6 separate regions of the Homo sapiens genome follow, and regions 1, 2, 3, 4 and 5 are each linked to region 6. The links are chromatin loops, found by intact Hi-C in ENCODE. Cell type or tissue: endothelial cell of umbilical vein. All regions are shown on one strand. Region 1 has its middle 110 kb from the start of NUAK1. Region 2 overlaps CASC18 (cancer susceptibility 18). Region 3 overlaps NUAK1 (NUAK family kinase 1). Region 4 has its middle 120 kb from the start of NUAK1. Region 5 overlaps NUAK1 (NUAK family kinase 1). Region 6 has its middle 200 kb from the start of NUAK1.

What was found. Peaks named below come from ENCODE experiments on the same cell type or tissue, not always from the same donor. Only the 100,000 strongest peaks of a DNase experiment are listed, where the experiment ranks them.
Region 1: a loop joins it to region 6, with 5 times the contacts of the local background. A loop is called at or near these places in 4 of 110 quality-filtered maps.
Region 2: a loop joins it to region 6, with 7 times the contacts of the local background. A loop is called at or near these places in 3 of 110 quality-filtered maps.
Region 3: it touches region 6 in a loop (3-fold over the local background); 3 of 110 quality-filtered maps call a loop at or near these places.
Region 4: a loop joins it to region 6, with 4 times the contacts of the local background. A loop is called at or near these places in 3 of 110 quality-filtered maps.
Region 5: a loop joins it to region 6, with 3 times the contacts of the local background. A loop is called at or near these places in 5 of 110 quality-filtered maps.

The regions. Positions count from the first base shown.
Region 1 is chr12:106,028,089-106,032,088 of GRCh38, forward strand. No RefSeq gene overlaps it. Among named protein-coding and RNA genes, the nearest start is that of NUAK1, 110 kb to the right of the region's middle. In endothelial cell of umbilical vein, no CTCF peak of the experiment used is centred here; a DNase peak (open chromatin) is centred at 2,483; H3K27ac peaks cover 1,525 bases.
Region 2 is chr12:105,736,470-105,740,469 of GRCh38, forward strand. CASC18 (cancer susceptibility 18) reads left to right here. Exons shown (of 5, transcript NR_110109.1): 4 at 787-928. It also overlaps a transcript of LOC107984435 not described here. Among named protein-coding and RNA genes, the nearest start is that of CASC18, 34 kb to the left of the region's middle. RefSeq lists an enhancer at 3,509-4,000. In endothelial cell of umbilical vein, no CTCF peak of the experiment used is centred here; a DNase peak (open chromatin) is centred at 1,742; H3K27ac peaks cover 1,188 bases; H3K27me3 peaks cover 1,138 bases.
Region 3 is chr12:106,062,389-106,066,388 of GRCh38, forward strand. It overlaps NUAK1 (NUAK family kinase 1), which reads right to left. Exons shown (of 7, transcript NM_014840.3): 7 at 957-4,000. Among named protein-coding and RNA genes, the nearest start is that of NUAK1, 75 kb to the right of the region's middle. In endothelial cell of umbilical vein, no CTCF peak of the experiment used is centred here; DNase peaks (open chromatin) are centred at 2,253, 2,333 and 3,943; H3K27ac peaks cover 2,274 bases.
Region 4 is chr12:106,019,332-106,023,331 of GRCh38, forward strand. No RefSeq gene overlaps it. Among named protein-coding and RNA genes, the nearest start is that of NUAK1, 120 kb to the right of the region's middle. In endothelial cell of umbilical vein, no CTCF peak of the experiment used is centred here; a DNase peak (open chromatin) is centred at 2,420; H3K27ac peaks cover 1,403 bases.
Region 5 is chr12:106,088,925-106,092,924 of GRCh38, forward strand. All of the region lies in intron 2 of NUAK1 (NUAK family kinase 1), which reads right to left. Among named protein-coding and RNA genes, the nearest start is that of NUAK1, 48 kb to the right of the region's middle. In endothelial cell of umbilical vein, no CTCF peak of the experiment used is centred here; a DNase peak (open chromatin) is centred at 2,287; H3K27ac peaks cover 1,646 bases.
Region 6 is chr12:105,932,044-105,936,043 of GRCh38, forward strand. No RefSeq gene overlaps it. Among named protein-coding and RNA genes, the nearest start is that of NUAK1, 200 kb to the right of the region's middle. RefSeq lists an enhancer at 2,702-3,901. In endothelial cell of umbilical vein, no CTCF peak of the experiment used is centred here; a DNase peak (open chromatin) is centred at 2,448; H3K27ac peaks cover 2,465 bases.

The DNA of each region.
Region 1 (4,000 bases), 96 kb after region 6:
CCAGTCTGCAACACCCCCCAGATTCCAGCAATCTCATCCAAGATCAAGATCTGAATTTTTCTTTAGTTATATTCTCTCACGGATGCTCCAGAGCTATAGTACTGTCACAACAGCCGAAATAAAATCTGTCACTAACATATGTAGAAATTCAATAAACAGGAGTTGTGATCTGGTGAAAGACTATGGGACTCGTTCACTGATACCAAAGCCAGACAAGGAGAGCACGCAAATAAAAAAACCATAGTCCAGCTTCACCAAACCAATGCAAAATAGTTCACTGTTACCAAACCAATGCAAAACTCCAAATAAATATTGACAGGTCAGATTAGAAAACTATAGTCCAACTTCACCAAACCAATGCAAAATTCCAAATAAATATTGACAGGTTACATTTAGAAAACTACAGTCCATCTTTACCAAACTAATGCAAAATTCCAAATAAATATTAACAGATAAGATTTAGAAAACCGTAGTCCATCTTCACCAAACTAATGCAAAATTCAAAATAAATATTGACAGGTCAGATTTAGAAAACCATAGTCCATCTTCACCAAACTAATGCAGAACTCCAAATAAATATTAACAGGTCAGATTTAGAAAACTATAGTCCATCTTTATCAAACTAATGCAAAATTCCAAATAAATATTCGCAGGTAAGATTTCAGAAACCATAGTCCATCTTCACCAAACTAATGAAAATTCCAAATAAATATTAACAGATCAGATTTAGGAGCATAATCAAAGAAATACGAGAATCATGAAGTAAGGCATCTATTTAATTCACTACATTAATTCAGTCAAAAATATTTAGCATTATTTGAACACTTACTTTTTGCCAATATAGTATTGGCTTCTGTATAGAACAATGGAACAGAATAAATGATTAATATAACTAAGCCTATATATATACATATATCAAAATGGATATATATATAAATGGAAGAGGAGATTTCAGAAATAGACCCATAATAATAATAATGGTGACCATTTAAATTAGAAGAGAAAGGAAAGACTATCCAATACATGGTATTGACAAGACTGCCCTCTTACAAAAGAAAAAATAAAATTAGATCCTACTCCACACCATTCAAAACAATAAATCCCAGATGCACTAGAGTTCAACATAGAAACCAAAACTACGAAGTATGCTCCATAACAAATGAATTCAGACACAACATGACCAGTGGCTGGCAATTAGTTCTCATCTTCAACAGCTCGATAACACTGACCCCACACTTTAAGTGACAAAGTATGTTTTGGGTTTCACTTCTAGCATTACGGTGTGATTTTTAGCATTCTAGAAGAAAGCATAGGAGAATGTTTTTACAACCTTGAGACAGGGAGAAGACCTTCCTAAGCAAGACACAAAATGCAGTAGCTGTAACAAGAAAGATTGACAGATGTGAACTACATCAGAATCAAGTCCTGTCAAATTAAAACCAGCAAGTGAAGTTAAAAAGTAAAACACTGTACACAATCCAAACATTTTTCAATAGATAAATCATTAATACCTGATTACATTAACACCTGATTATAATAATTAAACTTGATTACATAATTTATCATACAATCATTTTACAGACTCTTAAATAGTGGTTACAAAGAATGATGCAAAGTTACATGTACTGGTATGAAAAAGTCTCCACGACATAGAGCTACATGTCAAAAATGAGTCACAAAACTGGTTAAATAGATAGGTAGATAGATAGATTAGATAGGTAGATAGATAGATATGTAGACAAACAGAGAAAGAGAGAAAGAGAGAGAGAGAGATGATAGATATAGATCCCATTCCTTTTTTAAAAGTGTTTAAAAATTATGAAGCTTCATAGAAAATGAACTATACTCATAATGAACTGTTAATGGTGATTATATTTAAGGAGGAGAATGGAGTCAATAGATGAGGGATGAATTTAACTTTTCACTCTATATGCTTATGAATTGTTGAGTTTTGACAAAGAGAATGTATTCATGGATTTCTTTGTGTGATATATAAAAGGCAAAACCATAACATTTGGAATTAGACTGTTCAGCTGCCAGCCCGGCTCAAGTGTTTATTAGCTTCCTAACCTGCAGCAATTTGCCTATCAAAATAAGGCAAGAACACCTACCTCATAAACATTGTATGAGCAATGAATAAAGTAAGTTAAAACTACTGCTTATTGAGCACCCACTGTATACCAGGTTTTTAAAATGCACTATTGCCTTTTAAATACACTATTCTACTGAACTACAGTGTAGTAAAAGCCTTGTAAGGTTGCTATAGCGTTTTGCATGTCAGGAAACTGAAACCCAGAGAAGTGAAGTAAACGGCCCAAGATCACAGGGCTGGTAAGTAGCAGAGCTAGCATGAGACCTGTGTCTTTTCTGCTCTAAGACCAGTGCCAGTTCCTCCCATGTTCACCACTCCAGGTCCTTTTATTTTTTGCTAAGAGGAGTGGTGCTTACACTGGGCTTAGGCAACACCCCAGAATAAACCTCAGATCAGCTGCACTACAGCCCCCAGCCTAGACCCTGCAGAAAGGGGAGCAGGAATTACTGACTCAAAGCCGCAGTCGATTACTCACAGACGACGTATGCAAGCTCCCATCTCCCACTTCCTCTGAAATAGATAACAACAGCTATTTTAGCCTGAAATGCCACTGGCATAAACGCATGAAAAGTCGTAAATCTGGAATGATAAAAACTCATTGTAAAATAGCAGTCAGGGATTTGGATGATAAAACCCCATACCCTGCTCCAGCCAGCTGGGACCCCCACTCTGGAGACGCCCAGCCAAAGAAGGGAGAAGAAAAAAGGGGGACATAGGGGAGATCAGTACCATATACAGTAGGAGGCTAATCAGAACTTTCCTTGCCGGAAGCTGAACAGACATTTAACACCAGGAATGGCTAACTGCATATTTTGAATTGTTTACAGCAGTGTACACAGTCTGATTTCTCTCTGTCGACTCCAAATTTTCATGAAATCCGATATACCTACAAATACTGACTAACCCTTTTAAAAGGGCTATTATGTGCTAGGAACTGTTCTAGGATTTTCCACAAATTAATCCATCTAATTCTTACAATAACTCAATTATTATTCCAATTCCCCAGATGAGGAAACTGAGGCACAGACCAGTTTGGTAAGTTGCCCAAGGTCCCAAAGCTAGTAGTAAGTGACAGGCCCAGGCAGTGTGACTTCAGAGTCCTCACTGTTCACCATCATTCCATATTTCCTCTCAAATATTTGGCATGGGGATAGGAGGGGGATGCATCAAAATCAAAGAAGGGGCTGAAAGTCAGGTCTGGGTTGACGTAGTGCAGATAGGTTAGTCTCAAGCAGAAAAGGACCCTGAGAATGTCAAGAATACTCAGAAATCTAGAGAAGAGGTCAGGCGCAGTTGCTCATGCCTATAATCCCAGCACTTTGGGAGGCCAAGGCGGGTGGATCACCTGAGGTCACGAGTTCGAGACCAACCTGGCCAACATGGTAAAATCCCAGCTCTACTAAAAAAACACAAAAATTAGCTGGGCAGATGGCATGCACCTGTAGTCCCAGATACTTGGGAGGCTGAGGCAGGAGAATCACTTGAACCCTGGAGGTGGAGGTTGCAGTGAGCTGGGATCGCACCACTGCACTCCAGCATGGGTGACAGAGCGAGATGCCATCTCAAAAAAAAAGAAACCTGGAGAAGAGAGTCGAACTGCTGAGGGGATGGAATGAGGTTTCAAGTCAATCTGATCTGGATCTCAAGGGTTCTGGAGCCATTGTATGGGTTATGTTTCTGAAAGACTTTACCACTTTCCCTCCCTCAGATCTCTCTTGGTGGTCAGTCCTAATGTGTGCTGGGTGTGGCATCCTCAAGTCCCTTGGCAGCTGGGCCCCTCCCTTTCAGTGCCTCTTTTAGGGCTCAGTTCTATTATACCTTTGTCCTTACTTGGTTGTGTTAGGATTTAAAGGGATTAATCTCACCTCTGCCTCACTGCCCCCAGGGCACATCTAAAATTATAAATAC
Region 2 (4,000 bases), 200 kb before region 6:
TTGCCTACAATATTCTAAATTTTCTGCCACGTGTGTATTACTTTAGAAAGATAAAAATAATGAACGTTTTTATACAAAAGTTTCTGTGGAGCTCAATACCTTTGCCCTGGATGCTCTGATTGGTTGCTGGGTGTTTAGACAGCCACTCTGGCTGTGCCTCATTCCAGGAACAGGGGAGAACCCCCAGCTGGGAAAGCCAGAGGGAGGTGCTTATTCAGATGCTCTCAGGCAGACAGAGCAGGCTGATTTACAGTTAGCGGTGAAGGTGCTAATGTGTCCTCTCAATGGCATCTCCCGCTATCAGCTATCAATATGTGTTAGCAGAATCTAATAACGACCTAATTGGCAACAGAGATCTGAACAGATGTCTCACTTAATAAAAAGGCTTTGTGGCCAGCAAGCTGACCCCTTTTGGGCTTAGCTGGGCTTTGGTACTTTGTGTGTGACCCCTTTTGGCAGTTGTCATTAATCAGTCAGACAAACTGGTTGATTGTTGATTGCTGTGTGTACCAAGTCTGCGGGTCAAACCTGGACCCCTGGAGTGTACTTAGACCAGGTTCCCTGAACTCTGACCACGGCCTTGTCTTCTGTCATCTCATTTAATACACGCACAGGCTAGACTCAAGGGCTTTATTGGCATCAATTATAAATAGCTATTGTAGCCAGATTCTTCACCCACCCATTCACCCTGTGAATCCCTGGTGGATTACTATGGACCCTTCATCGCATAGATTTAAGTAAGTACAGAGGTTGTTACTGGTGCTTATCTCTCTCCTTAACAAACAGGGTCTGTGTGTGGTGGGAAGCAAACTGGCCTGAGGTTCCATCCACTGGTAGAAATGACCCCAAAGACTTCCCATGCAGGGAGGGCAAAGAAGAAAGTGCTTTGGAATGGAGATACCCCTTTTCCTCCTCCTGAATGTATCAGGTAAGGTCAAGATGATGGTAATCAGCTTGCAAAGGCATTTTATCTTCCAAACTTCTGCTTGAATCAATTATGTTGGTGAATAGAATATGCTATTGTTAAGAGAATAGTCTCCTTACAGAGGCTTAAGCAACCAAATAGCAGAATTAATGTGCATGATATTAAGAATAAATGCCCAGAGACAGCATTCGGAACACAAGTAGAGCATTTCCCTGAGAATGAAAACGTTGAAAGGTTTGTATTCTGTAATCCTAATTTCAAAGTTCACAAGTAGTCAATAAAAAAGGAAAAGATAGTTGCATGGTCAAATAAATTTGGGCCTTGCTAGGTTTGACACATTGAGCCAGGTTGTTTTACTGCAGAATTTATCAGAACCTTTGATATGTAAGATAATTAATGGAAGTGTTATTTTGACTTAACCCTTCTTACAAAAGAGTGGTATTGGGTAGAATACAGGTCAATCTTTATACAGAAGCTGACATGCATCTTTTTTTTCTAATTTTTGATATTTAGTGGTTCACAAATTTCTGATTAAAGAGAGTAAGTTGAATTTTTTTCAGGCTTCCCATTAATCTCACCAGTAATAAGCATAGTTTTCTGAATCAATGAAGAGATGGAATACATGGACAAAATGGAATGGAAAAGTAGATCAGCAAAATGTTCTCAAGAGTCTTGTTGCTTCCTCTCTGGCTCTATTTTTGTTATTGTGTGATTCTGGGCAATTTCCTGTTATTATTACACTTATTGTTGTCAGAGGAAACCAATTCGTTTTAATATTAGCCTGAGCAAAACATAATTAGGAAGAGAATCTGCTACCAAAAAGGAAACACGTATGTGCTACTTTGCATTCCAAAGCCCAGTACTCAGATAAACACTCACACGCGCGCGCACACACACACGGGCACACACACAGAGGAGTCCTCGCCACACAATCTCAAAACATCCTGCCAAGCCAATAAAAAGCAGTCTTAGCCACTCCAAGGAAAAACAGCCTGAAAACCAGATGATTTACCAAGCTTTTCACGCTTCCTACTTTTATTTTGGAAGAGGAAAGAGAAGAGGTGATAGAGAAAGGGAGAAAAAAGAAGGGGATTGGCAAGGGAACAGCTTGGAGGCTGACGGCTGAACTTCCGGCCTTCTTTTCTTAGATCTCTCAGTACTCCAGGCTCACTACTGACATTTGTCTCTTGTGAGCTGAAACCTCTGGGTACTTGAAAGTCCATCATATCCATTCGTGTGCTAAGGCTTCCTTCTTTCTCCCTTCTCTCCCTCTTTTTGCCCTCTCTTCGTAACAAAAGGCATTTCTCTTAACTGATTGCGCTGTTCACCCACCTTGGAAGGATCACCATTTCCTGGACAGATGCAAGAGGTGGGAAAGGGTCCGGCGAAGGAGGGACAGGGAACTGGCAGGCGAGGAATGCCAATTCTATCAGGCTGTGTTAGGTCTTTTCATGGTTTATTTTATTTAATACACACAATCATAGTCTAAGATAGGCACTGTTATCATCCCATTCTACAGATGAGGAAATCAGGCTTACCCAGGCTAAGGAATTGCTCAAGGTTACAAGGTTAGGAAGTATTGGAGGCAGGATTTAAATACAGACAAGTTTACTAACTTTAAAGCCAGTACTTTTACCCACAATCCTAATGTACTTCATTTAACTTCTTCAGGCTTCAGGGTTCCTATGTATGAAATAGAGATTATCCCTATTTTCACTCTTGTCCCTCCAGTATTCTCTACACAGTAGATAGAAAGATAGCAGCCATTTGAACTGGGCTCAGCTTCCAGGGGCATGACATAAAATTAATGTCTGCAGTCAGCCTGTATGGGCTGGTATGGATGTACTCCACAAAATCCTCAGGGAGCTGAGCTTCTTCTAACTCCACACTGTCCGATCCAGAGGGGTGACCCTTGTCTTCATAGTCCAATATAGCAGCTGGTCTATCAACCGTCACATCTGCATTCTAGGCAGAGGATGAAGAACAAAGTAAAGAAGGAAAAGGTCAAAACCACCTATCTTTTAAGCATGACTTTTGAATTACCCCATCACACTTCCACTGGTCCATTGGCCAGACTTAGTGTTACGGCTATACCTGCCTGCAGGGAAGGCTGGGAAATATAGTCTTTATTCTGTGATGCCATGCATCCAGCTAAAATTGTGGGTTTTCTATCATGAAGGAAGGAAGGAATGGTTACTAGGGATAGTGCACAGTGTCTGCAAGAGGAACCCTTTCAAAATGTAAGTCAGATCATGTTACTCTGCTGAAAACTGGGTAAAGCCTTCCCACTCGCTCAGGCTGAAAGCCAACGTCTTTGCAGTGTCCAACAAGGCCTTCCATGCCTTGTTCTCAAGAGTCATTGCTTCCTTTCTGGCTGGGCCCTTCCTCTCATCTGGACCCTTTGTTCCTTAAGTCTCTGCTCAAACACCACTTCATCGGGACCACCCTACAGAAAACAGTATCCACTCCCCTATGACTCTCTGTACCCTTTACCTGGCTTTATTTTTGTTTTCTACTTTTATCCCCACCTTATCCCATCTGACATAGTCTATATTTGTTCAATTTGCTTATTGTCTATTTTCCTACTAGAATAGAAGCTCAGTGAGAGCTACAACCTCATCTGTTTTTTTCACTGCTTTATATCACAGGGCCTAGAACAGTGGCAGGCACACCGTAGACATCCAATAGACAAGAGTTGAATAGATGAATAAATGATTGAATAAATTCTTGCTTTCTCCAACTTCCAAAATTTGGGAGAGGATGAATGGAAGTTTCCAATTTCAAAGAGCCTTGAGAACAGGAGGAGTCAAATATAAATTATTATTAGCTGTCTTTTGATGTCCTCCCATTTGTAAACGTCCTCTGTTAACTGTGAAGAATAATGCAAATGCGATTGGCCATTATTGTTTTGAAGTAAGGCTCAGTGGGATAGAATTTCCAGTCATTTCTTCCCAAAGGGCCAGAACTGTTTATTTTAAATCCGTTTCTTCCCTGCCTTCAGTTTTGAATGAACATGGCTTTGCTGCTCATAGTTTCCTAATATGTCACTTTGATGGTTTATTTCACCTTAAGTAG
Region 3 (4,000 bases), 130 kb after region 6:
ATAAGCATGACCCAAATATTGTCTGGAACACACTTATATTGAAAAATTATTCATAGTATATGTGAAGTTCAAATGTAACTAGGCATTCTGTAGTTTTATTTGCTAAATGTGACAATGCTACATCAGATGTTCTTCCAGTAAACTAGAAAAGGGGTGCAAGTTGTAATTTCTTTGGAAAGTCAGACTTTTCTGGCATGGATCCTAAAACACTACTATTCTGTGCACAGCATCACTCTCTAATGTTTGATACTAGGGTAGGGTTTGATGTCACCTGATATTATGGCCAGGATCCAGGAACTCTTCAATCTTGCTCTATGATGCACCTCTCCTTCCAAGAGCTTTCTGGAGGGTCTATTTACACAAGAAACAGTGGCAAAATGGGACTCAAGATACTGTCATTCTAGGCAGAGCCGTGAGTGGCCTTCCCCATTAGGAAATCGTGACCCACTGATCTTGGACTCTGATTAATCCCAATCAGATTAGCAACTTCCTGCCCTTGGGATAGAGGGGAGTGCCTAGGGAAAGGGCAGGCACAGGAAACTGAAATGTGGAGAAAGAGCGTGGCTGAGTGTTAGCCTTTGATGACGTCTCCAGTTCAGAACTAAGGAACCTGGTGAGTAGTCTCTTTTGGAAACCAAGACTGAGAACATGTAAATTTGGAAGCTACGGGATAAGCCAAGGTGGGTTCCACAATCAGAGAGAAGAAAGCCAGGCTATAAAAGGAGAAGAAAGCTGATATGCAAAGAGAAGCAGAAAAGAGGGTATACTGTCCTCTTCAATCCACCACTCCAATTCTTAATTCCAGCGGCACTGCAAGATGCATTTCCTCTTCTAAGAACTTCGAATAAATTCCCTTTTGTGCTTAAGCTCATTTGGGTAGGTCTCTGTTACTTATATTGATTCTGTCACTTACTTGACTAAGAAAAAACCACCAAATAAAGAAGCAAGGTCTCTGGTTCAGTTCATTGCAATTTATTTAATTTAAAAATAAAAACAGAAACAAAAACCAAAATGAAACAAAAATCAGTTTCCAACGAAAATACAAACACTTTGGGTGGTTATCCAGCTTGTTTTTCCCCTGTAGGCTGTTCTGGGCTCAAACCAATCAAATGAGTGAAAACCAATTTTGACAGGAGCCATAAAGCATGTTGCACCAATTAAATTACACCAATATATTATTATAATACCTTTGAAATGCCTTTCAGACCAATAAATAAAAAAGACAAATTCAAATAAAAAAGTCAACTTTTTATTACCAAAAAAAATAGAAATTAAATAAAAGTCACAATGTGGATTTTTTTTTTTTTTTAATGTGCAGTCAAGTTTCTCTCTTTTTTTCTTCTAGGAATGATACCATGCCAGTAAATCCCTACAGAACATTTCCAGTTTGGCAACAAGCAGTCAGTCGATCATTCACATTTGTACTCAAGACAGCAGGCCTGGGCAAAACTCGCCTGAATTTCACCCTGAAAAGTGCTCCCCATCATCTGAAGAAGCAGCACCTGGTAACAGGCATGGCCATTCAGAGGGTACTTAGCATTTTCATTTCACCTGGGGTCTTGAAGCACTTCCTGAAAACTGATTGTGCCTTGACATTTACCTGTAAAAAGAAGTGTAATTCTACCCCTTTGGCAGATGTGTAAACTAAGACGGTGCAAGGCCCACAGAAGTAAGGAGAGGACCAGGAAAGCTGACAGTGAATCTCCTGCTTTGTCCATCAGGTCCTAAAAGTGTCTCTCACTTGTAATTCCACAGAAGTGAATAAAGCATAACTTCTTTGACTGGGATTGGCTGGTAGGGATGACAGGACTTAATGATGAAGCAGGGAGCTGCTTTAATGGCTTTTCCCTCTATTGCAAGTTTTTCCTTGAAAGGACAGTCAACACCACACCTAGAATCAGAGGATGTTGGCAGAGTGTCAGAGCTAAGCGGGGCTTCAGGTACCAGCTAATTCATCCCTCCAGCCCTCACTGGAAGGAAAACTTAACCCCTGCAAACAATGCAGATGCCTAAGGCCACCTATGACTTAACTCAGTCTCTGCCTCTGAGTGGAGGACTTTCTCTGCCACAGTCCACTGGCTGAGTTTCCTGACAAAAGAGAACACGTGTTTGGGGGGAGGAAGAAGGGAGTAGACTGACTTTCCTCAATAGTGTCATTTTTACTTAAAGACTAGAATGATGGAAACTACTAAACAGACTCAATCACTTGGCAAAAGGAAAAAACACATCAACCAGTAGGTAGGAGCTAGATCTAAGTCATACTGACAGCTACGGACACGGCCAGCTGCCGTGCACAAGGGGCCAGCAGGGCAGCAGCATAGGCTGTTCAGAAAAGACTGCATGAAATGAGGCAGGAAGTAGGGAGCTCAGAGTTGCAGGTTGTCCTCCATGCACCCACACCCCCACCCCCCCCCACACACACAATTTGCTATCTACAGAATTTTTTTTTTCCCTTTTAACCTCTATTAGAGTTCAGGAAGGAGGTGGAATTGAATGAAAGGAAATTGAGCAGCTTCCCATAACACACTGCTCAGCTCAACCTGAAGGAACGCATAAGCCAAAACACCAGAGCCGGTGGCAAGGGGAGAGCCCAAACTGTCTCCTTAAGGAAAGGGCAATTCCATTCTAATGCACTTTCTTAGCACTGTAAGGTGAATTTTTTTCTCATCTCCCTAGAACTATTGTTTGTTGGTTTTTCCAAAGATGTTCCCAAGACCAGTCCTCTTTTCTATCTACACGTCTACCAGTGGTGGCCATCTTGAACTGAGTTCAATTTGCCTTGGCCAGCAGAATCTGAAGTCATCCCAGAGACCAGGAAGTACAAACCTAGTATCATGAAGGTGTCCCATGGTTGGAGTGGCATCTTGTCATTGTGATCTGGGTGTTTAGAAATTACATATCTAGTTTTTTGTTTTGTTTTGTTTTGTTTTGTTTACTTTTTAAGATAAGAGTCCTGCCGCACCTCTTTTCTGTCTCCCCCAGAACCATCTGGGTAACATCTAAGGAAATGTTCCCTCTCTTACATGCTTCCTCCCAACCCCCTGCACTCTTTCAACACCTTATTCATTTAAATGAATGGAACTTTCTCTTCCCCCAAAGCCCAGGAGTTCATGGCAAAGTTTAAAACCATGACATAGAATACTTAGATTTGGGGGAAAAAAAGCACCATCTACCTGATTTTCCTTTCCTCATCCCAATATCCCATCTACATGCTAACTCCCTAGAAGCAAACTTGCCTACCTCTGAGGATGCTACACTCAGTGGATGGGGAAACCATCTGTCACTGGTGAACAGAGCCAATGGTTCAGCCAGGTAATCCTCTGGAGAATATGGACAGTATCACGTCCAACTCAAAGCATCCATGCAGGTGAGAACCCAAGAGGCAGCATTCCAGTTAATATTGAGAAAGAAAGTGACAAGTTGCCTCTTGTTGGTGTGCATCAACTTCCATTCATCTGTGCAAAGATCACAGACCATCTTGTGCCCTGTCATATATAATAGTTTTGACCTCTGACACCATCATCTTTCTCCCTGTCCACCCTCAAGAGGTTGTGCTGTAGAGCAAGGCAGACATCAGGAAAGAGGAGGTGAACAGCAAGGAGCTAAATCACCATGGGCTGACTCTATGTCCTTAGCAGAGTTCAGAGCATTCTCTCTCTGACCAAGGCCCTGTCTTTCCTCAAAGTTGAGTAGCAAATTAACAAATGCCTCACCAGTGGCATGAAAGAGTTAACATAGATCCCACAGGATGACTAAACCCGATTCCCAGGGCCTAGCCAGATCAAAGATGACAACTACATAGCATTAGTGCTACTGCTTCCCCTTCCCTTTCCCGTGGTAGCCATTACTAGTCAATCACAGCACTCCTTCCCCATGATGTGGGCCACTTACGCCAGCACAACTGGCAGCCACTATTAATTGATCGTCAACTCAAGCTCAAGTTGCTGAAATCTACTTGCCAGCTCCACGCAGCCAGACCTAGCTTGCTAATACAAGGAGA
Region 4 (4,000 bases), 87 kb after region 6:
TTCCTTAGCATTTGCCAAACTTGCCTGATCAGACTCACCCGGGGCATTTATTAAAAAGAGGGATTCCCAGGCCTCTCCCATGAAGATTCTGATCCAGTATGTTTGGGGTGGAGCCTGGGAATTTTTATTTTTAACAAGCTCTCCTGGTGATTCTGACAATCAGGCAACTTTTGCAAACACTGCACTATGCTGCCTCGACCAGCTTCCTTGCTTGAAATGTATCAATCTACCCTATAACCCAGCCCGTCTCTTTCCCAATTTCTTGTAGCATCTGACACACTCCTGTGCAGAGACTCTGAAGAACTGGATATAGCCTTTTCCAATTTCCACACTGTCACTCAGTCCTGTACTTGGAAGAGTTTTAATGAATGACACAATATGAATCCAACTCAGCATGTCCAAGGCAAAATCCATCAACAGCCACACTCCTGCTTCCTGCTCTTCCTCCTACATTCTCTAACTTAGTGAATGACCCACCATCCACCCAAACCACCACACCAACGATCCTTGGTATATCTGTGTCCATGTTCTCCTTCACTCTTCACATTCTGGTCACCATTTCCTAGTGATTTCTACCTCCTAAATAATACAAACCAGCTTCTCCTCTTCTTTTCCACTGCTTATATAATATCCCATTCCATTTTCACCTAGACCAGCTTTCTAAAAGGCTTTCTGCCTTCATTCTTTGCTCCCCATCCCCAACCCTTCTGTATACCACCCCATAGGAGGAGACAGATCATATATTCCAAAGTTGATTGCAATAATATCTCTCATCTCACATGTTCTTCTAGAACCTTGCTACCTCCATCAAGAAGAGGGATGTATTTCCCCTTCCCTTGAATATGGGTTCACTTTTGTGACTATCTCAACCAATAGAGTATTCAAAGTGATGCTCCATGACTTCTTAGGCCAGTTCCTAGAAGACGACTCACATACCATCTTGCCTACTAGGATACTCACCCTTGACATCTAAGCCCTCATGTAAACAGTCAGCTTCCCTGAGATTGCCATTCTAGGAGGAAATCCAAGCTAGCCTATGCAGGGGGACAACATGGAACAGCCCTGAGACTACACAAAGAGAGAGATGTCCAATCAGCCCCCCTCTTCCCCAGCCCTGCATTAGTCCAACTCCAGCCACTGGGTGCAACCATATGACAGATCCCAAACCAGAATTGACCAGCTGAGCCTTTTTCTAATTCATGACCCAAATACATTATCTGAGATAATAAAATAGTTGTTGTTTGAAGCGAGAAAGTTTTGTGATTCATTTTTTTTAATGCAGCAATAGCTAAACAGAACCATATTCAATAGGTACAAATGGCCAGAATTGTACAAAGCAATACTATTCAAAGTGTAGTCCCTGGGGAGAATGAACTGTTTGTTACCAATGTTAAGTGGAAAACTTTAGAAAAAATAAATTTAACAATGTTTATTTGAGCAAAGAACAAGTCATGAATGGGACAACACTCAGAACCAGAAGAGGTTTTGAGAGCTGCGCTCTGCAGCGTAGGGAGGGAGCTTTTATAGGCTGAACACAAAAGTCAAGTGCAGAAATAACTTGATTCATTACAGAAAGGCATTTGCCTTACATGGGCATGGTCTGGTCAGTTGGATGCCTGTGATTGGCTGAAATTCAGCTATTTGTTACAAAAATATACTCCTAAAATAGGTTTTAGCTTGTTCAAGTACTAAGTTAGGTTGCAGTTTGTTACAAAAACATAGGGACAGCCCCGGGCTGATGGCCTCTGGTTTATTTGCTTTCACAATAGTCAGTATGGAAATTGGGAGTATTTAGAATCTTTCAACAGGGTGAATGTATGATTCTTGAATCTAATCATTAAAAAATGAATAGACTGGGTTCAAAGAGCAGTCAACTTTTGACTGGTTGATCAGACGCAGCCACACTGAAAGGATGAAAAGGGGCTGTAGGAGGAGAAAGAACACGAGACAGAGGCAAGGGTATGAAAGGGGTCCCTGCCTAATGCAAAAAACAGGCAGCATGTCCACAGGACTGAAAGAAAGTAAGGTGTCCTTAGACGAGAGCTCGTCTTAGGAATCCCTTTAACTGCAAGCAACAGAAAACCCTACTCCAGTGGCTTAAACAAATTGTGATTTATTTTTCTCATTGTATAAGAATAGCATCAGTGACATTCTCATAGCCTCTTGGCACTGGGCAGTTCTGTGCACATTAGCCAGTTTTCCAATTGCCAAAACTTGCCACTTTTAGACTGCTTTCTCCAAAGTCACAGAAGATCTACCTGCCCTTAGGTGGCATAACTCTGACGTGTGTGTTCTACACTGGCCCTGGAGTCCCCAGCAGGACTAAGCTGCAGTTGCCCATAAGAGATTGTACTTAGTAACTCACTCGATATTGACTTACTTCCCTCCTTTGTCTCATGTTCTCTCTCCCTTATCAGTGTTTCCTGAGAACACTTACCAAATAAACGAATTGCATCCTGTGAAGCTAATGCAGTATGAGCGAGATAGAAAGTGGTAGGTGATAATGCTGGAGAAAGAAACAGTGAACAGAGAGGCAGAGAGGCAGGGACTTGTCTGAAGAAAACACAAACTCCCGTGGCAGAGCTGGAATGAGACCCTGCTCTTGGGATAGCAAAAACAGTCTTGGTGACTCTTCCTATAATGGCTTTACCTGAATTCTTACTTCTCAGGACTTCCTCTCATCAGGCAGCACCCACCAGAGAGCAGTTCTGAAACTGAGACTACCAGATCAGAAACAAACAAGCAAACAAAAAAAGACCCATAGGAGCTGGGAGTGCCCATCCAAGTACATCCACATCATCCAGTAAAAGAAACAGAACCTTGAAGTCAAACAGACTGGTTAGCACACACCTCCTCCGTTTGCTAGTTGTGTGACTAAGGGCAGTTTCTTAACTACTCTGTGCCTCCTCTGTAAATATCAATGTGCTAATAATCCCACCTCGCTGGATCATTTCAAAATAAAATGCATAACATTGATAAGTGCCTCGGTCTTGCCTGACACACAGTAAGTGTTCAATAACGGCCAGCCTCCTCTGCAATTTCTCCACACAGTCTCTCTTTCACAACCAAATGGAAGATCAAGCAAAGATGTATTGGCCAAATAATCGACTCCATTTGTCTGGCGTGCCTCAGCCACTTGCTTCACATGACTATTTCTATGAGGCTAATACCTCGTTACAATAACATTGTACTCTAACACCAGTGGGCCCATAAACAGAGGCCCAGCTAAAATAAAATCATTGTAATCATGGCCCAGATTTAATCTCTGGCTAGTGGGCTCCCCAGTGGTTTCACCAAGAGCCAGGCAATAGTCAAATAATCAAACTGCAGATGCTGGGATAGCAAATCGGCTTAAATTTAAACAGTGGCAGAAACCCAAACTACAGCAGGGAGAAAAGAGAGATGAAGAGGGGGAGATGTAAACTTGCACAATATTGGAATTTCCCTTCCATGGCCTCCCTAGTTAATCGGCCCATAAAATAACCAGGCTTGTTAATGAATAATAGCCTCATTCCCGAGAGGCACCTAGGTTAGGCGGTCGCTCTGGGCCTGCTTACTGTGGACCCTGCTGTAAGAGCTGAAAGGGATCCCAAGGGCAACATGAAGGCAGAGGCATTATGATCTCCATCCTACTGAGAGCTCACAGGCACTTAGCTACTTAGAAAGAGGATCCTGAGTCACAGAATCAATAGTGAGAGGGAAGCAGAGGCAGGTCCCTTCTAGAGGGTTGAGGGAGCTGAAGCTTATACAATTGGGGGACCGTCTTTGAGAAAAATCAAACAAAACTGCATAGAAAATATGCTCAGCCATCCAGCACCACCTTGTATGAAAGCATGGTCAAACCTTCAGAGGAGACCTCAGCCCTGGCTGACATGTTGATTACAGCCTTGTGAGAGACACAAGCAGAGAACCCAGCTAAACCATGCTCAGATTCCTGACTTCAAAAACTGTGAATAATAAATGTGTGTTTAAGCCACTGTTTGCTGTAATTTGTTACGTG
Region 5 (4,000 bases), 160 kb after region 6:
TGATAAAATGAAGGGGGAAGGAGGAGGGTAGGGAGGAGGAGGAGGAGAGAACATCCAGATAAAATTGGCTGCTCCAGCGTCTGCTGGCCTCGGTGTACCCTGCAGCTTTGGCTCCTGCCAGGGATTTCAGCCTGTTGTGCACTTTTCATTAACAATAAACCTTGGAAACTGGAAACACCCCGACTGCCTCGGGATGCATGGCCCAGGCCCCAAAAATGAAAGAGTGATAGGCCCTGGAGAGGGCAGCGGGTTTTCTAATTTTAAAAAGGAGGGATGTAGGAAGAAGGAAAGTACTTTGACAGGTAAATAAACAAGAAGACTCACACCCCAAAGAGTCTGGCACGTCTTTAAGGGAGCCAAAGCCTCTGGCCCTTCAGCGACTGTCGGGAGGTGTGAGCCACTTGCCTCACACAGACAGAAGGGCTGTTTCAGTGGCTGGATTCTTCCCTCTCCAACTGGCTGATTTGGTATCAAGGAGACACAAACACAATTCGGTTCAATACAGTCCAATACACCAAATATTTTACTAAGCAGCTTCCATCAATCAGTCCTACTGATCCTGTCTCTACAATATATCCCGAGTCTGGCCAGGTACGGTGGCTCACGCCTGTAATCCCAGCCCTTTGGGAGGCTGAAGCAGGTGGATCACTTGAGGCCAGAAGTCACCAGACTGGCCAACATGGTGAAACCCCATCTCCACCAAAAATATAAAAAATTAGCCGGGTGTGGTGGCAGGTGCCTGTAACCCCAGTTACTGGGGAGGCTGAGGCAGGACAATAGCTTGAACCCAGGAGGTGGAGGTTGCAGTGAGCCGAGATCACACCACTGCACCCCAGCCTGGGCAACTGAGTGAGACTTCATCTCAAAAATAAAATAAAATATATCGCAGATCTGTCCACCTGTCTCACCTCCAAGGACATCCCTTACCCCCATCCTTTCTGGTTGCCAGACCTCACACTTGCCTCCCTGCTGACTGCATTTGGAGGGGTCAAGAAATAGTTCCAAATGCATATTCCATGGAGTACTCATTCTGCAAGCTATCTTGAAGAAGAAAAAATTCCACAGTCAAACCCAAGCCAAACATTAATACTTGATGGTCCTCAGAGAGCCTGGTTTCCTTAACTCAGAGTTCTGCCAGTTGATTGGGCCATTTCAATCCTCCTATTGGCATCCAGAAGAACTCATATGGAGCCAGTTTGGGAAACACTGGATGAATGAGATGATACCCGAGGGATAAAACTGGCCCCTCATTCTCTCAGGCAGGGCCAGTGAGCAATCTGGTCAGAGAACTGTCCGAGCAGCCAGGCCTGGCTCTGGGACACCATCCCCCAGTCCCCCATAGGAAGAAGCCCAAGTCTCACGGTCAAGGCCCTGTCACCTTAAATTAATTGAGAGCAAAGAAGATTTCTAGATTTCAAGCCTCAGTGTTTCATCAAGGAGGCCAGAGCTGTTACAGATGAAGCTTCTTGAAGCCTTTCTTAATAACAGCAAAATTTGCTGTAGGCTTACCATGTGCAGGCACCATGCTAATAATCATTCTGCATGAATTACATCATAAGGATTCGGTACTATGAGGATCCCCATTTTACAGATGAGAACACCTGGGGCGACAAGGTGAATAATAATTCCCATAACTACAAAGAGTACGAGGCATAGCCAGCACTGGGCCCAGCAGTCTGACTGCTACCCCCAAGCTCTCAGCCATTCCATTACTACTCATATATATCAACCCCTCTGACCCTCCGCCTCCTCATCAGTCCAATGAGACTAGTAATTTCCTCACAGGTCTATCGCCCTCAGCACGGTGCCCCGGCCAGTGCTCAACGAATGGAAGCTGTGCTCATAATTACTTCATCAGCCACTTAGGCAGCTCTAGCAAAACAAAACCCTAAGACTTTCCTCTCCCTGCTGGCATCGCTCTTTAAAACATGTTGTGGCTGCCACAGAATCACAGGATTTTCGAGCAGGAAAGGACCTTAGAGATTGGGTGTTATTTTTCCAGAATAGTCCAGGATTTATAATGTATAAGAGCAAGGCCTTGGGAATTAATACTGAAGAATGAGCAGCTTCCACACCCTTGGCCCAACGCTCCTTTGCCCGTGCTTAAGGTCACTATCTACAAGGTGACAGGGATACTCTTGGCCATTCTTCTAGCAAAAAAAGGCTGCTTCCCTTGGGCACTTTTACAACTGGTTATTTATAAGCCCAGAAATCTTGTCTGTGTTTATGTTATTAGTCACTAAGCAAAAGCTTATTTTCCACCAGTTGGGAAGGGTTTCCTTTCTGAAAAATGAAAGCCTGTGTCTCTTGGCCAGACAGTTTTACCCAGAGGCCCGGTGGCTCCAGAATGGTAAGGAAAACTATGGCCCTTGACATGCCAGGCCTACCAGGAAAATTAAATCCCTGAATAGAAACTTAGCTCAGCCTGAGTCAGCCCACAGCACTGGGGCCATGGCCAGGTGGTGTACAGCCTGGTTTTTAGCACAGCAGAAAGCACCTACTATGCAGATGGCACTGGGGATACCGAAAGAAGACTTTTCCCAGTTTGGAGGGGAAGGAAAGGCAGGCCAGGTAGAAGGGTCAGCATGAGGAAGGGAACAGAGCAGAAACAGAACCGCCAGCAGCTGGCAGGGCCAGGGACTAGGAGGAGAGAAAGAAGACGGCGATGAATAAAACACAAGACCTTGAAAGCCCACAAGGAGCTGCAGGTGAGTCACACAGGCAACCAAACATCGCCGAGAACAATCCAAGAGACAGGAGCAAGGCACAGGACAGCATCCAGGATCCTGGACCTGTGAAATTGTCTGGGGCTCAATTTTTTCCAGGAGACTTCCCAGACAGGGATCTCTCCTTCCCTAGAAAGCTTGTAATAAGAATAGTTAATATTTATTGAACAGTTACTACATGTCATGGATTAAAACATTTATTCCTCACAATAATCTTATGAGATAGGGATCCATATTATCCCTACTTTATAAATAGGGAACCAAGCCGGGGATGGTGGCTCACACCTGAAATCTCAGCACTTTGGAAGGCCGAGATGGGAGGATTGCTTGAGGCTGGGAGTTTGAGACCAACCTGGTCAACATAGCGAGACCTCATCTCTAAAACAAAAAATAAAATAAATAAATAAATAGGGCACCAGCACTCACATCAAGAAACAATATTGCCAGCCCCCTGCAAGCACCCCTGCCATGCCCTCTTTCTGTCATTAATCATCTCCCCAAAGATACAGATACACCAATACCATGAATATGAGGAATATGAACCAAAATCGTAGATGAGTTTTGAAGTTCTAAAAACTGGAGTCATAGCCGGGCGTGGTGGCTCATGCCTGTAATCCCAGCACTTTGGGAGGCCGAGGCGGGTGGATCATGAGGTCAGGAGACCGAGACCAGCCTGGTCAACATGGTGAAACCCCGTCTCTACTAAATATACAAAAAATTAGCTGGGCGTGGTAGTGGGCACCTGTAATCCCAGCTACTCAGGAGGTTGAGGGACAAGAATCGCTTGAACCCAGGAGAAGGAGGTTGCAGTGAGCCAGCCTGGTGACAGAGCGAGACTCTGTCTCAAAAAAAAAAAATGGAATCACGTAGTATACCTTCTTTTGTCATTAATTCAACATGTTTGTGAGAATAATCTACGTTGCTCAATGTCGTCAAAGATTGTTCATTCTCATTGCTCTAGAGTACTCCATTATGTGAATGTATCGTGTGGTTTATTTATCCATTCTACTGTTGATAGACATTTGGGCTGTTTCCAGTTGAGGGTTGTTATGAATAGTATTACTGTGGATATCCTTGTGCATGTCTTTTGATGCACATCTGTACGCATTTTTGTTGGGTAGATACCCAGCAAGATTGGATGGCAGATTTGTGCAACTCAAAAGCGCATGTTCTCGCCATGACTCTCCACCCCCTTCCTCCATCATACAGTTCTGCTTTTTGCATTACATCCAGTAAAGGTTCTCCTTCATTAAATGGAGCCAAACTTACTGATT
Region 6 (4,000 bases):
AAGGATCCGGAGGAGGCGCTGGGGTGAGCTGGGGCCTTGCAGCTGTCGAAGCCTGTGTGTTTTTTAACTTTGGGGACTTTGCGCTAACTTCTCCACTGGCATCCCCTTCAGAGCACAGATCATCATAGGTCTCAGAAATGCCTGTTAGATTTCTCTTCCTTACTTGAAGTTCCAACAATTCGCTGAATTCATTGTCATTCCATGCTGAGGGAGTGTCCCTTGGAGCCTGGAGGCTCACCCCGTAATCCCACGCAGGTGTCAGACAATGTCTGATGGGCAGAGAACATTGTGCTCCTGTCTGGCTCCCTGCCGGTCCCACCTTAGCACCGGGAGCAGCCTGGGAGTTGGACGTGTCTGAGGCGAGATGTGGGGCCTGATTTGAGTCTGAGATGCTAATCTGCCCAACTGAAGGTTTCACATCTGTCTTGGCATACACAGACACACGAAATCTAAAGAGTCAGTTACAGCTCTGAGTAGGCGGGGTGGGGTCCCCGGGCATTGAATACAGGTAGGGCTAGATGCCTACTCTGACAAAGCAGGCATGGCAAATCCCACAGGGCTCTGGACCACTCAAGAGATTGAGTGTGGGAAAGAATGGGGCAGGAAATTGTTATATAATGCTGGGTCTTTGGAATCAGGCTCTGTTTGAATGCCAGATCTTATGCTTATTATACTTCAGTGGCTTGAAGTATATTACTCAACCTCTCTTAGAAGTGATTTTCTCATGCCAAAGTGGGAAAAATAATAGTACCTACAGTTGTTATGAGTATTAAAGGAGATTTTTAAAAATTTTTTTACTTTATGTTCTGAGATACATGTGGAGAACATGCAGGTTTGTTACAAAGGTAAACATGTGTCATGGTGGTTTGCTGCACATATCAACCCATCATCTAGGTTTAAGCCCCGCATGCCTTAGGTATTTGTCCTGATGCTCTCCCTCCCCTTGCCCCCCACCCCCTGAAAGGCCCCGGTGTGTGAAGAGATAATTTAATAAAGTTTTCAGCATAGTGTTGGGAAAATTGTTAGTGCTCAATACATACGATAATCATATTAGCATCTAATATATGTACGCTGAAAGCTACAAAAGCTCTGAACAATCAGTGAGAAACTGTTGTGTGCTCTGGGAGGGATACTGGACTGTATTTTATATTTTTATTGCTGCTTACATATTCCCTAATGGTGTTAGGACTGAGCAGAAATGGTGTTGTAATTCTTAAACATATCTAATTCTTTTTTTCTTTTATTTTTTTGAAATGGATTTTCTCTCATTGGCCAGGCTGGAGTGCAATGACTCAATCTCGGCTCACTGCAACCTCTGCCTTCTAGGTTCAAGCAATTCTCCCACCTTAGCCTCCAGAGTAGCTGGGATTACAGGTGCCCACCACCATGCCCAGATAATTTTTGTATTTTTAGTAGAGATGAGGTTTCACCATGTTGGCTAGGCTGGTATCGAACGCCTGACCTCAGGTGCTCCACCCACACAAAGTGCTGGGATTACAGGTGTGAGCCACCACATCTGGCCCTCTAATTCTTAAAGTACAAGTTTTGTCAGTGCCTGCTGTCTACTCAACACTGTTTGTTGTTCTGAATAAATAAAATTATGTGACATAATCCCTGCTTTCAAAGGGTGTTCAATGTAAAGGTAGAAACAACACAAGCAAAGATAAAAATTATATAAAAATGTAAAGAGCCTAAGATAAGTTCTATCACCAAACACTAATCTGGGCGGCATTGACCATAGTCCCTGAGATAATTCCAAAAATACAGAGTTCCAGGAGGAGTGGAAGGAATGCCTCTGCTCTGGCTAGCTCCCAGGTGTCCAGCAGGTAGCCTTTTGTACAGTGATTCAGAGGCCCAAGCTTTTCCCATCTGTTACTCCACAATTCACCTAGGGCCGCAGAGACTTCTGGATCTCTCCTGGAGGACCACACAGGGGCCTTTCATGGGCCGGCCCGGAAGTGGAACCCTTCTTTCCACTAGCACTCAATATCCAGTCACACAGCCAGTCCTAACTGCAGGGGAGGCTGAGGAATGCAGTCTAGCCAGGTATCCAGGAAGACCATGGACATCCATGAGCTCTCACAGTCTGTGCCATCCAAGGGAAGACTCAAACCACTCGTCCAAGAACAAAAGGGATTGAGACAGTTAGCTCTAAAGGCTGACCCCATATGGAGAGCTATAGGGTCCAACATCGACAGAGATACAACAGCCTTGGTCATAATTTTAGAAGTAGGTACCTGAATGGCCAGTTGTACAGATGGAAAATAGCAGTCTGAAGCAGAGAACTCCAGGCTGTGACTAAGTCATTAAGAGCACCGTAACCGGAGGCTCTTCCTTCCGCCCCACTCCAACCCCCCTGAAAAAAACAAACTGATCCTATGCAGCAAGATCTTTGCCAGTGAGTCACGGAGCGGAGGCACCAGGCTGGAGCTTGAAGGATGCTGCCAAGATGCTTTGACCGTAAAAATGTTTACAACATGGCTGGATTCAGCCCAGACAGGAAAGGGATAAAAAGAGAAAACAAAAGAAGTGTCACCCTGTGGCTGCAGCTGCACACAGACAGATCGCCCCTGGGAAATTGCTGGTCCTGAGCAAACAGCCTTGAGAAGCAGGCAAGGGAGGGAGGTTAAGAGGACTGGACCACAGACACCTTGAACTCAGAAGATCCAAAACCACCCAGTATTCCATTTCCTGGTAAACTGCACCCCCATCTAGTAAGCTACCTGACTTAGAAAGGTGGGTGTCATCACTGATTCTCCACTCAGTCACCAAGCCCCGTGGATCTGAATTAACTCTCACATCCCTTCCAATCTACCCACCCCTATATCCCTGCCTTAGCTCAGGGTCCCCCACTTCCTCACATGGGCTAACAGATCTACAACTTGACTCCAGTTTTCCCTCCTTCCATAATTCATTTAGTCCTCTAACAGATATTTACTGAGCATTCGGACACTAGGATGGTCACAGATACTAGGATATCTGCCTTCCCAATGTCCTTTATCACCTTCTTCCTTACCAACTGAATCCCAGTTTGGTCAGGAAAGTAACATGCACCATCAAAAAAATATCACCTTCACAGACTTCTTTGCAAGTAGAGGCTATCTAAGCAGATATCTCTAGAAATGGCATCTTTCCTTGAATGTAAAAAAAAAGAGGGGGTGGAGAGGCTTCCAAGGAAAAAGCCTTAGCCCTTTTCTCCTTTCAGCATGCCATGTGGACGTGACGCCTGGAGATATCGCACCCACCTTATAATCAGGAGGAAGAATGCCACGTGTGGAGGATGGTGCCACAGGAATCTGGAAGAGCTCGATCCTGGACGACTTGCTCAAGCAGCTGCACATTCCTCCTGCCACCTACTTCTGGATATTGTGTTAGGTGGGTGTCTTCATTTCCTACTGCTGCTGTAACAAATGACCACAAACTTAGTGGCTTAAAACAACATATATTTATCTCTTCCAGTTCTAGAGGTCAGAAGTGCAAAATCAGTTTCTTGGGGTTAAACCTAGGTGTTGGCAGAGCTTGTTCCTTCTGTTTCCTCTGAGGGAAGAATCCTTTTCCTTGGCTCTTTTGATTTCTAGTGGCCACATTTGTGCCTCAGCTTGTGGCCTCTCCCTTTATCTTCCAAGTACATCCCTGCAATCTCTGGTTTCACCATCATGCCTCTTCTCCTCTCTGGCTCCTGCTGCGTCCTTGTTTTAAGGACCCTTGTGAGAACATCAGGACAATCAGGATACAGCAGGGACATGAGGATAATCCAAGATAATCCTCCCATTTCAAGATCCTTAATTTAATCACATCTGAAAAGTCCCTTTTGCCATGTAAGGAATCATATTCCTAGGTTACAAAAATTAGGACAAGGACATCTTTGAGGGCCATTATACAGCCTACCACAGGAGGAAAAAACAAACTGTTTACTTGTGTCAACCAATATTTTAGGATTGCCTATGGCTCCCAACTCAGAGTTGAAGGCGACCAGAGCTGATACCACTGCCCACTGTGT